Linked DNA regions of Mus musculus: region 1 is linked to region 2. Evidence: chromatin loops called from intact Hi-C (ENCODE). Cell type or tissue: left cerebral cortex. All regions are shown on one strand. Each heading gives the region's core, and the rest is flanking DNA. Links, peaks and the distances in the headings are about the cores only.

Region 1 (5,515 bases), core at 1,194-3,693, 460 kb before region 2:
AATTTTGCACCATAAGAATGGGTGGATCCCTAGAACTAATTCTGTATCACGGGCAAGGTACACTGGAAGCGTTTTGCTCTACTACAGAATCCAGGCACTTCTTCATTTGTACATTAGTGGACATCCTTCTGCCCCAAGATATAGGTCATGGGAAACACAGCCCACATTTTGTCTCAGATTTCCAACCTTGCCCAAGAGTCTGCGATCATCCAGGGGAGAGACACCTGTGCCTTGGAGACCTAGGTGAAGTGCTCAGCCTCTGTGCTCATGGGGCACACATTCTTGCTCTCTCATCCTCGTGCCTGCCTGGCAGCCCGCACCCACTCCACAGCACTGGCCAGGCCTGAGAACACGGCGGGCTAAGGCGGCCAGGAGAGTGCGCTTGCACTTCGCACACCCCTCCCCTCCGCAGCAGCCTCCTGCCACTCAGGCGACTCGACTTGCGGCCCCGCCCAATGATAGTCCATAGTCTCCGCGTGCGCCCCGCCCTCGGACCCCGCTTCCAATAGGAAGCCGGCGGGGTTGGGCCGCACGGGCATCCTCTCCAGCTGAGGCCACGGCCGGAGCCTGGCTGGGGCGCGGGAGAGGCAGGTACCAGCGCGGTCTGCGCAGCCCCAGGCGCTAGAGCTGCGCTCTACGGTGGAAGAACGGTTCCCGGGGGAGCCAGGGACCAAGGCGTCGGAGCGGGCGGAAATTGCGCCTGACCGGGCACGGTCCGAAGTCCGCGCTATGGGAGAAGAGAAATACTTGCCTGAGCTGATGGCAGAGAAGGATAGCCTGGATCCATCTTTTGTGCACGCGTCGCGCCTTCTGGCGGAAGGTAGGACCGGCTGGGCTCCTGCCAGCCCCGGCAAGGCGAAGTTGGGGAGGGCAATCTCTCAGCTGGGCAGAAACTGTCCCTGAGAGCCCTTTCCTAATGCAGGAGGCACAGTGCTGGATGCCTGGCTCCTCGGAGGCTCAATTAGCCCTGAGGTCTAATGGCAGAGTGATGCGACCTGTTAGGGTCCTGGACAGGGAAACTAGCAAGTGTCAGGTGATCCACCGGGACCTTGTTACTTTGCAGAAGCCAGCAAAATCAGTTCAGGAGTAAATGCGATCCATGGAGTGTTCTGAGAGTATCTTGGTCACAGATTAACGTTATTATATATTTATTTATTTATAATATATATTTTTCCTTCTGCGTTTCAAAGTGATTTTGATAGCTTTTAATAGGTATTTTCCCTGGAAAGTCTTAGAATTATTCAACAATAAAGTATGCATGTTCGTATATTTATGTGAGCGTGGTAAGCAGAGGCTAAAGTGCTTATAAATGTAATCGAAACGTGATGATTGGGTACTATGCAAGATACTGGTCCCTAGGAACGCTCCATAATTGATCAACTGATTTTTAAACCAGGTGTGCGTTTTCTTTTGTGTACCTGTGATGTAGCAGAGATTCAGTTCCCAGAGGAACATCTATGTCTTGCCTTTTGCATTGCTTTGAAAGGTCGTTTGAAAAAAAAGGTACACATGAAAACTTCTCCGTCAGAAATATTAACCCAATATAGTTCCATATATGTGAAACAATGGTAGCAACTGAAGACATCCAGGATACCTGGTACCCTGCACTCTCCTATTTAACACAACTGCAGAATTTTTAGATGAATGTTTTATTAATAATGAAGTGCTTCATCATCAAACTGGCTAGAGTGTAGCTTTGTAGCCTGAGGTCTTACCCACTAGAAGAATCAGTGACATCTTTCTCTCAGCATGCCCCTCAGCATTAAGATACTTTTGAGATTTACTTGTGTATCATAGAAAGATTTTTACTCCTCATACGATTCAGAGACATTAGATGCATTTTGGCATTTTTAGTGGTTGCTATTTATTATAACCTATAATAACAAAGTATCTCATGAAAGACTGCCAGGAAAAAATGTGGAATGTGAAATACTTATCCTGTTTTCAAGGGAAAAGCTGGCTTTGTAGAGTAGTTAGGCAGTGAAATGCAATCATGTTTACCACTACCTAATAATCAAGTCATAATAAATTAAACTGAAATACTAAAGTTACGAACAGTACTCTTCTCTCCTGTTGGAGAGCAACTGCATATTGGAAAATAATGACTCAATAAACATGAACAGATTTAAAATGTGTTCTTTGATTTGTTTGCTTCAGTCAGTTCTTCAGAAGTATTTCCATTCAGTGTACAATGAAAGAAGATTCAAAATCTTCTCTGACCTGGAGCTCTCTTTGGGACAGATGGCTCAATAATTAGCTCATTTAATAATTTAATAATTTAATAATTAGCTCAATTAATGTGTATTAATTGTATTTCTAAAACTTACAGAACTAAGAGATGTAGATAAAAGTCTTACCAGGGTGAGATGCATGAGTATTTTTGACCAGTAAAAGAGTTAGGAGACCACGAAGTATCTGGTTTCCTGCTGATTTTTTCTTTCCCAAACACTAGATTTCTTCAGATTTAGGAAATCATTCTAATGTACCTTGTAATTTAATTTTTTCCCAGCAGGGGGAAGCATGGCCTGCTTTTGTAATGGGTTATTTTAAAAAGCTCAGGACTAGAAAGGCATCTCAGTAAGAAACAAAGAGGGTGCCTAAATTTCAGAGAATTCCTAATGAGAAAAGAGAGAAAGAGAAGGAAAGAGGTGGCGGCAGTAATCCTAGAGTAGTCAGATAGTTCCATAAAAAGATGCACAGGGCCGCCATCACTTCTGTAACTGTACACATGCTTACTAGAGTGTAAGGTAAGCGTGCTTTGGAGTCTCAGCGAATCATAATGCACATGTTGCATTATAGATTTTTTTCCATTGTCTTCTCAAAGGCCATTTGTGAGGGTTTCTAGGATCACTGTAGAGATTTTATTTCTCATACCTGGAAATGCTGCGTTTGAAGGCATCGGCTATAAATAAACCTGACACAGATACTCAAATGGAAGGAAAGTGCACACTGGAGTGCATGTCAGCAGTGCTGGGCAGACAGTCTTGAGACTGAGGGGGGCAGTAAGAATGATCTAGATGATTCCATTCTTTGGAATGAGTTTCGAGAGGCAGAGATATAAAGCAGGGAGCTCTCACAATGGCTTACTTTGCTTTCTGGTTAGTGATAGATACCAGCCTCTCCTTAGTTGTGCCTGCTTCTTTAAGCGTACAAGGCTGTGGGGCTTTGAATAACTTTTGTTGTTGTTCTTTTCATTGTATTTTATTTCATTTCTTTCTGTTTTGTATTTTCAGTAGGGGTCATACAAAAATAATTAAAAGACAATAATTTATGATTTTGACTATTAGTTATAGCAGATTTTGAATAATATGTGTTAAGGGGTTTGTATAATGCATAACTTCCCTGCTGTAATTACAGTTTTATGTAGTTGGCCATTTGTTATGGAAGGTGTTTCTGAATCTGCTCACGGGACAAACCCAGCATGATTCTGAAAGTTCTGGCGCAGGTCGGATTCTGCTTTAGCCTTGGAGTCACATGAGGCTATTTGTATCTATGCTACCTTAATTTGATTCCATGCTTATTTAGCCGAATTTTGTAAGTTTTCCTTCCCTGGTCCCAGTTTTCTTGTCTCAAAGAAAATAGTGAGACTAGGAGATCCTAATGTTTCCAGAATTCTTATTCACTCCCAGATGCCCTCTGCTGAGAAGAGTGATGTTTTCGGATTCTGAACAGAAAAAAAAAAAAAAGAAAGAAAGAAAGAAAGAAAAAAGTCAATAGCTGAACATTTTTGGTATTTTTCCATTCCTTCCCAGTATAAGTAAATATAGTAATAATACATTTCTTTCACCATAGCATGATTTGAGGCATGTACACGATGCTGTATAGTGGAGACAGATTCATGCTCTTAATTCTATTGAACTACTTTGAAGGCTTGGGTCTTGTATGTGAAGTACCTGTGTGAACATATGCTTGTTTTTGATTGAACATGCTGGGTGGCAGATTCATACTTCTTGATTCAATTGCAGCATTTAATACTTTCTGAAGTATTATTCAATTCAAGTAAAGATGATTCAGACAAGGCTTTCTACTCTGCATTCTTCACAAATATTAACGGATTAACCAATGTTTTAGCTAATTAGTGGGGAGGAAAAATCAAAGATTAACAAAATAGTTTTGAGCTACTCTAGGACTCTTGGTGACAGACTTGGCCTGACAACTGTAGTTAACCTTTATGTTTACAGATGCATATGGGTTTTTAAGTGTGGGAAGATGGCATCCATTTGTATTTATCACAAATGATAACGTATCAAAACCGAGCTGGATTTAAATTCTCAGTAAGGATCACTTTAAAATTTAGATCATATTCCCTAAATGTTCTCCGCAGAGCCAGGCACAATGGTTAAGTCATGGAACTTATCGACCCTATGCCTAAAATCATCTTCTGGCTAAGAAAAAAAAATCTACTCATGCAACTATTTCAGTGGACTTTCCTCTTGATGAATCTAATGTTTTTTTTTTTTTCCTCTCTGTTGATATTGTATAATCCTATTTACATTTTGAAAATAAAAACAAACATGGGCATAGATTAAATTCTTGATATCTTCAGTCTGCAGTCTAACCAATGAATAACGTAGTAAAACAATGCGTTTTAGCAATGAACAATCTGGTACTGAGTACTGACCCCTGCACAGGCTGCGCTGACGCGAAGATGCGTCTGCTTTCCTGTATGGTACTCTTTTTTTTTTTTTTTTTTCCTATCTGTAAAATGGGAAATGCAATGCGGATCAGAGAGACAATTTGAGGTAAGTATTTTTGCTTACAGTAAGAAGGGGAGAATTTTATATAAATATAAGAAACACATTTCTTTAGCATTTGAACATGTCTGCTTAACCACATTTGAGACTGGATTTGATAAGAATAGGAAAATAATTCCTACTTTGCTATTTGAATCAATGCTGAATAAAAATTTAACTCATAAACAAAATGAGAAAACAGATTTTCATGATTGCAGGGAGAGATTTTTTTTTAATGCCCCTTCCCATCAATGGTTACTTCTCAGGCTAGTTTTTTTTTTTTTCTTTTCTTTTCTTTTTTCTTTCAATGATGACATCAGATCTCATCAAGCATCTTCAGCTTACAATGCCTTCCCACTTAGCAGCTTCCTGGGTCTCTGTGTATATGCTCTGTTGTGTTCCTTACTTCCTACCACATTCAGATTACATGCCCTTCACATACAGACTTCCTATTCATGCTTCCATACTCCATGTCCATCTGACATACAGACCCCCTACCCTCACATGCAGACCCCCATGCTCATCCTAACAGGCAGATCCCATGGCCATCATCACATGAAGATCTCATGTTCATCCTCACATGTAGATTTTAATTGGGCTTACTTCTGTAAACAGACACATGACCAAGGCAACTCTTATAAGGACAACATTATTTGGGGCTGGTTTATAGGTTCAGAGGTTCGGTCCATTATCATCAAGGTGGAAGCATGGGAGCATCTAAGTAGGCATGGTGCAGGAGCAGCTGAGAGTCCTACATCTTCATCTGAAGGCTGCTAGTGGGA
Region 2 (5,515 bases), core at 1,438-3,937:
CAAGATGAAGCCAACTGATGTTTTAGCATGAATGGAATGACAGGCTCAGAAACTCAAGTTCCCTTCATGAGAGCTGTTGGACAAAATGGCTGCTGAATTAGGAAGAGTCAGTTTTTTTTCTTCAGGGGTATGGTCTGTGGTAGACTGTCAAGTGGATGGTCCTATTTTCTGCATGTGGCAGCAGCACTCTGTGCTTTATAAAGAAGAAGACATAAAGTTAAGGTGCAGGAATGAGGAAGAGAAATGAGGGAGAAGGTTTGGGGAGAGACTGGACAGTCAATGTGATCAAATTACATTGCATACACATAATAAAACTCTCAAAAATTAAAGAAAATTAAATTTAAAAATGTTTTGCATTAAACCGATATGATACACTGAAATACAAAACATTCTTTTTTGTTATGATTTTAAAATCATCAAAGTAAATCTACAATATGATCAATTATACTTACTAATCTGTACCATAAGCCCAGAGGATTCAATATATTTCGCTATGCTCATATTATAGCCATGTTCATTTTTGGCCTATTTACAATAACTAGAAAATGGAAACAACCTCAATGCCCTTTGGTTGATGAATGGATAAGGAAAATTTAGCATGTATATATGATGTAATTTTATTCAGCTATAAAGAAAAATGAAACGATGACATATTCCAGGTATAGAGGTAGAAGCAGAAAATATGAGTCTGAGTAAGGTCATTCAGAAGAGGAACGATGAGTGTTGCATGTTGTTATTTGTTGACCATAACTCCACATGTTTAGAAGTTAGCATGATACAAGATCTATGAAGGGAGAAATAGGAAAATGAACAGGGAAAACTACTGATGGTATAATCTCTCTATATAATTTAAAACATACATTATGAATTATATATCCCATATATATTAAATAAAGCCGTACTACTTGGTTTGACAGTTGCCTCATCAAAGGGACACAGACTATCTACTCAAAACCCCAGTCCCTAGCACAGGAAACCTCTCTTAAAATTATTGCACAGGGGAATTTAAAAGTTCCTCCAAAACAATATAGTCCATTCCTTTGCCCTTGGTTGCCTACAAGAACATGAGGCTAAGACCCTACTGCTGAGGTCTCCACAAACGGACACATGATGGTACTGAACTGGAACTTAGCTACATCTCCTCTCTGAGGACCACCTCTCATCACAGCAGAGGTGCTGTGAACGCTTCCAGGTGAGAAACACAAGCAATAGTCCTAACCCACAAATGACAGTGACCAACATGGCTGAAAGTGTCCAAGGGTACAATAGTGGCACTGGTATCTTAGAGGTAACTAACAGATTAATTTAACTGGACTTGTGGCCCACTCAGAGGGAGGGAATTCATATCCACTACTGTAAGCAGAGTCAACCATCTGTGAATGTTGAGATCATGAACACTAGGGAAAATATTCTCAAAAAATACACTAGAAACACTTACTGTGCCTCACAATGTCTGTAGTTGCTAATCATATCACATATAATAGAAGACATTAAATAAATGCTTAAGTGTTATGACTACCAAAAAAAATTAACACTTAAAATAATATCTATGTAATTCTCATTTAATAGTTATATAATTCTAAGCTGTATATATCCATCATGGATACATATACATAATTGTATCCATACATGAATAAAATAATATGTTATATACTATAAAATATAGTTTTCATTTATGAATTTAAAAGTACACAGTCATATATATGTCAAAAGAAAAATAATAAAAAGGGAAAAAAGAGTACCTTATATTAGGACAAACTATCAGAACCGGGGACATGGCCACACAAGCATGAGGTCCTGAGGCTGGATGTCCAAAATCCATGAAAAGGCCTGACATTGTATGTGAAATCCCAGTGCTGTTATGGAAGGGAGAGGAAAAGAAGCCTAGAAGCTTTAGGATCATCTACCCTGACATGTGCAAGGATAGCGTGGAGGTACAAGAAAAAAAAAAAACAAAAACAAAAACAGTACTCAAGCTGACCTTCTGAGCTCCACTGAGGGCAATGGCATGATGTGTCACTACCAATTGTACACAAATTACACACATCACACACATGCACACACACACACACACACACACACACACACACATCACATACTACCATCCACACATCGTACTTATCAAACACACATCACACACATGCATCATAAATATATCACACACTTATATATGCATATATTACATACATACACCCATACACACACCTTATATCCACACATACCACACACAGGGATTAAAACAAGCATAGGCTTTCATCCAATAGTTGCAATACAGTGAACCAGATGATTTAAATTTAGAATTTATTTTATTTTAGAAAGTCAAAGTAATGTGCGTACAGCATATTACACAATGCCCTCAGTGACATCTGTGCCCAAGATACATGCTAATAACTTTGCATGCAAGTCATTAACCATGCCTAGTGAATTATAAATAGGCATAACTAGCTTCTTGTTGCTTTGGCTTGGGATCAGCCTGCTTATTTCTGACAGAGAACTTGTGAAGGAGTAATTGGCTTCAGAGTCTGGGGATTTGAAATTAAAAATGAGAAATTCCAGAGTGTTTGAATTTTAAATTTTCCAAACTTACTTCACATAAATAGTTGTGGAATTCGGCTATCCAATACTCAATAAAACTGAATTCCTTGAGACCCGAGAAGGGAACAAATGAGAAGCAGAGGGGCCTGGCAGGGAACACATCAGCTTTTCCAAAGGCATCATCCTTCAGCAGTGCTAATGAGGCCACCATCTAGAGGCTCTGCTTTGTGCAAGATGTCTAGAAACAGAAGTGTAGCTCGGAATTGCATCTTCCCAGTTAGTGTGGTTTTCTTTCTTTTTTTCTTTTTTTTTTATTATGTATTTTCCTCAATTACATTTCCAATGCTATCCCAAAAGTCCCCCACACCCCCCCACTGCCCTACCTACCCATTCCCATTTTTTGGACCTGGCTTTCCCCTGTACTGGGGCATATAAAGTTTGCCTGACCAATGGGCCTTTCTTTCCATTGATGGCCGACTAGGCCATCTTTTGATACCTATGCAGCTAGAGTCAAGGTATTGTTGCATTTGCAAAGTTTGACAAAGAGTGGCTTGGACCTCTACATCAGAATCACTGCAAGTGAAATGTAAATGTCTGTACGCCAGCCAAGGACAGTTGAATCAGAGTGTGAATCTTCATTTTAGCATAGTGCTGTACACATTAGGGTATTAATAGAGTCACTGCCATAGACGATGTAGAGCTTTGAAAAATAAAAGAGATCTGATGTGGGGAGGTACTCTGTGTGGAACCCTGAGAACAATCCTACAGAAAGCAAGTGTGACAGGAGAGCCATTGATGACCCCTTTGAGGGAAGCTGACCGTTGACCTGGATCCTAGGAGGAGGATGAAAGCTTCTTAGGTGCAAAGAGTTAAGGTTACCATAGTCAGAGGCATGTGGTTAGGAAAGAACTATGGCTTCCTTCTGCACTGCACTGTGTATGGGTACCACTGATGGGTACCACGGGTGTTAAAAGGGGAAGGAGTCTATTTAAACATGCTGCGGCAGTGGTGCGAGAAGTCACAGAGCTCAAATTCTGACTCGCTGTTTTGCAAGAAGTCTATATACATTTTTTATTTTTTAATGTTTGTATCCTTCTCTTATATTTTGTACTTCAACCAGTTTCCCCTCGCTCCCCTCCCTCCAGTCTCTCCCTCCCACCTCCCTTCTCCCCCAGACCCACCCCTCCTTCACTCAGCATCTGCTTAAAAAAGAGCAGACTTCCCAGAGACATCAATCAAACACAGCATAACAAGCTACAATAAGACGAGGCATATATCATCACATCAAGGTTTGGATGAGGCAACCCAGTTTGAAGACAAGAAGCCTACACATAAGCAAAAGAGTTAGGGACAGCCCCTGCTCCCACTTTTAGGATTCCCACGAGAACACCAAGCTACTCAGCCATAACATTTACACACAGGACCAGGGTCAGACCCCTATAGACTCCCTGATCTCTGAGAGCCCCCATGATTCCCGTTGAGTTTTTCTGTGAGCCATGTTCTTGTTGGGTCCCTGATCCCTCTGGTTTTCTGATAGTCCCTCTTCATCCTCAGCGGAGCTGCCAGAGCTCTGTTCGGCTTTAGGACTCTGCATCCGTTCCCATCAGTTTCTGGACAATGTCTCTCTGGTCTCTCTGATGATTATTCTGCTAGGCTCCGGTCGAAATCTACATACTTCTAATATTTAACAGTAAACATGTTCCACGATATTTTTACTCATGAACAGTACAAGACTTGCCTGGCATCTGTCGCATGCTGTTTCTGTGATGAATGTAGCCTCACATGTCGTCAAAACAGAATCCCTTTTGTAAATGTATATGTTCCCTTCTCAGACTCAGTTATGCATGTGTGTTTAACTTCCAAATTATGGTGTGTGTAAATAGTTCTTGAATCGGGAGCAAGTGGATTGAGAACATTAAACAGCACAGGAGAGAATGCGCTTGTGGTTTGAATGGAGAATAATATGAATCACAGTTACAACATGGCCACAGCATCTCACTGTTTGCAGTCTCAGAGTAACCTACTATATTTAAATAAATAGGAACAATACCAATGTGTACAGCGCTGAAATCCTATTGAAACATATGAAATATGACTCAACAACAAAAAAAATATGTGTATGCATTTTAAGTTGTGTTTGTTTCAAGCCAGAGTTCAGTAAATTCTATGTAGTTGTAACAGTTCATTTAACAATGCCATGTGCCACGCACCCTAATTAATCAGTCATTTGATGGTCTTATTTCTGAAAATAATTGCTACATTCTAATAATAATTTTGTGCAACTAAACAGAAGATTAATGTTCTCATTATAAACTTTCTCACACTTCAGTTATGCAAGAAAGGGTCAAAACAAGCCAAAGATAATGAACTAAATTGGGAGTAGAGGATAAAATAGTGCCTTGTAAGAGGATTTTAGTTGAAGAAATGTCTGAGTGGTGTTAGATCCGGAAACAGTGGCTCACAGAAATCTATTTCTCTACTGCTTGATATGCAACACTCTGAAAATACCCATTTTATGTAATGACGATCATTGCCAAGCTGATAATAATTCTACACTGGATGCCTTACATAGATCATCTGTCTTGATCCTTAATCTATAAGCAGAACAAATATGTCACTTACCTCATGAATAATCATCCTATATTTCATCCTATGAACACTGATTACCATCAAATGAAACTTAGGGAGGCATGTAGAGCTATTTAATGTCTCAGAATATTTCAACCTGATATCCTCCTTGGCACTTCAACCTTTATGAATATTAAAAAACCAAGCCATGTGGCTATACTTTCATTGGTGGGAGGATCTTTCACTAAAAGCAGTCGAGCACATGATATATTGTGGACACTTTCCAGAGTTATCAGAGGTTATGCCCTTAATACTTGAGGGTTATAAAATTATTACCAATAAAAGTGAACACTGGAGTACAAAGAGATTAAATGATTTTTCCAAAATGACATATTCATAAAAACATATAAGG

The links. Peaks named below come from ENCODE experiments on the same cell type or tissue, not always from the same donor. Only the 100,000 strongest peaks of a DNase experiment are listed, where the experiment ranks them.
Region 1: it touches region 2 in a loop (4-fold over the local background); 2 of 42 quality-filtered maps call a loop at or near these places.

The regions. Positions count from the first base shown.
Region 1 is chr1:32,172,189-32,177,703 of GRCm38, forward strand. It overlaps Khdrbs2 (KH domain containing, RNA binding, signal transduction associated 2), which reads left to right and starts at 534. Exons shown (of 9, transcript NM_133235.3): 1 at 534-820. The coding sequence starts at 730. In left cerebral cortex, for the core only: a CTCF peak has its summit at 2,508 (motif pointing right); DNase peaks (open chromatin) are centred at 1,526, 1,742, 2,573 and 3,480; H3K4me3 peaks cover 2,454 bases; H3K27ac peaks cover 2,094 bases.
Region 2 is chr1:32,630,436-32,635,950 of GRCm38, forward strand. The region is part of intron 7 of Khdrbs2 (KH domain containing, RNA binding, signal transduction associated 2); the gene reads left to right. Among named protein-coding and RNA genes, the nearest start is that of Gm24732, 65 kb to the left of the region's middle. In left cerebral cortex, for the core only: no CTCF peak of the experiment used is centred there; DNase peaks (open chromatin) are centred at 2,463 and 3,154; H3K27ac peaks cover 1,506 bases.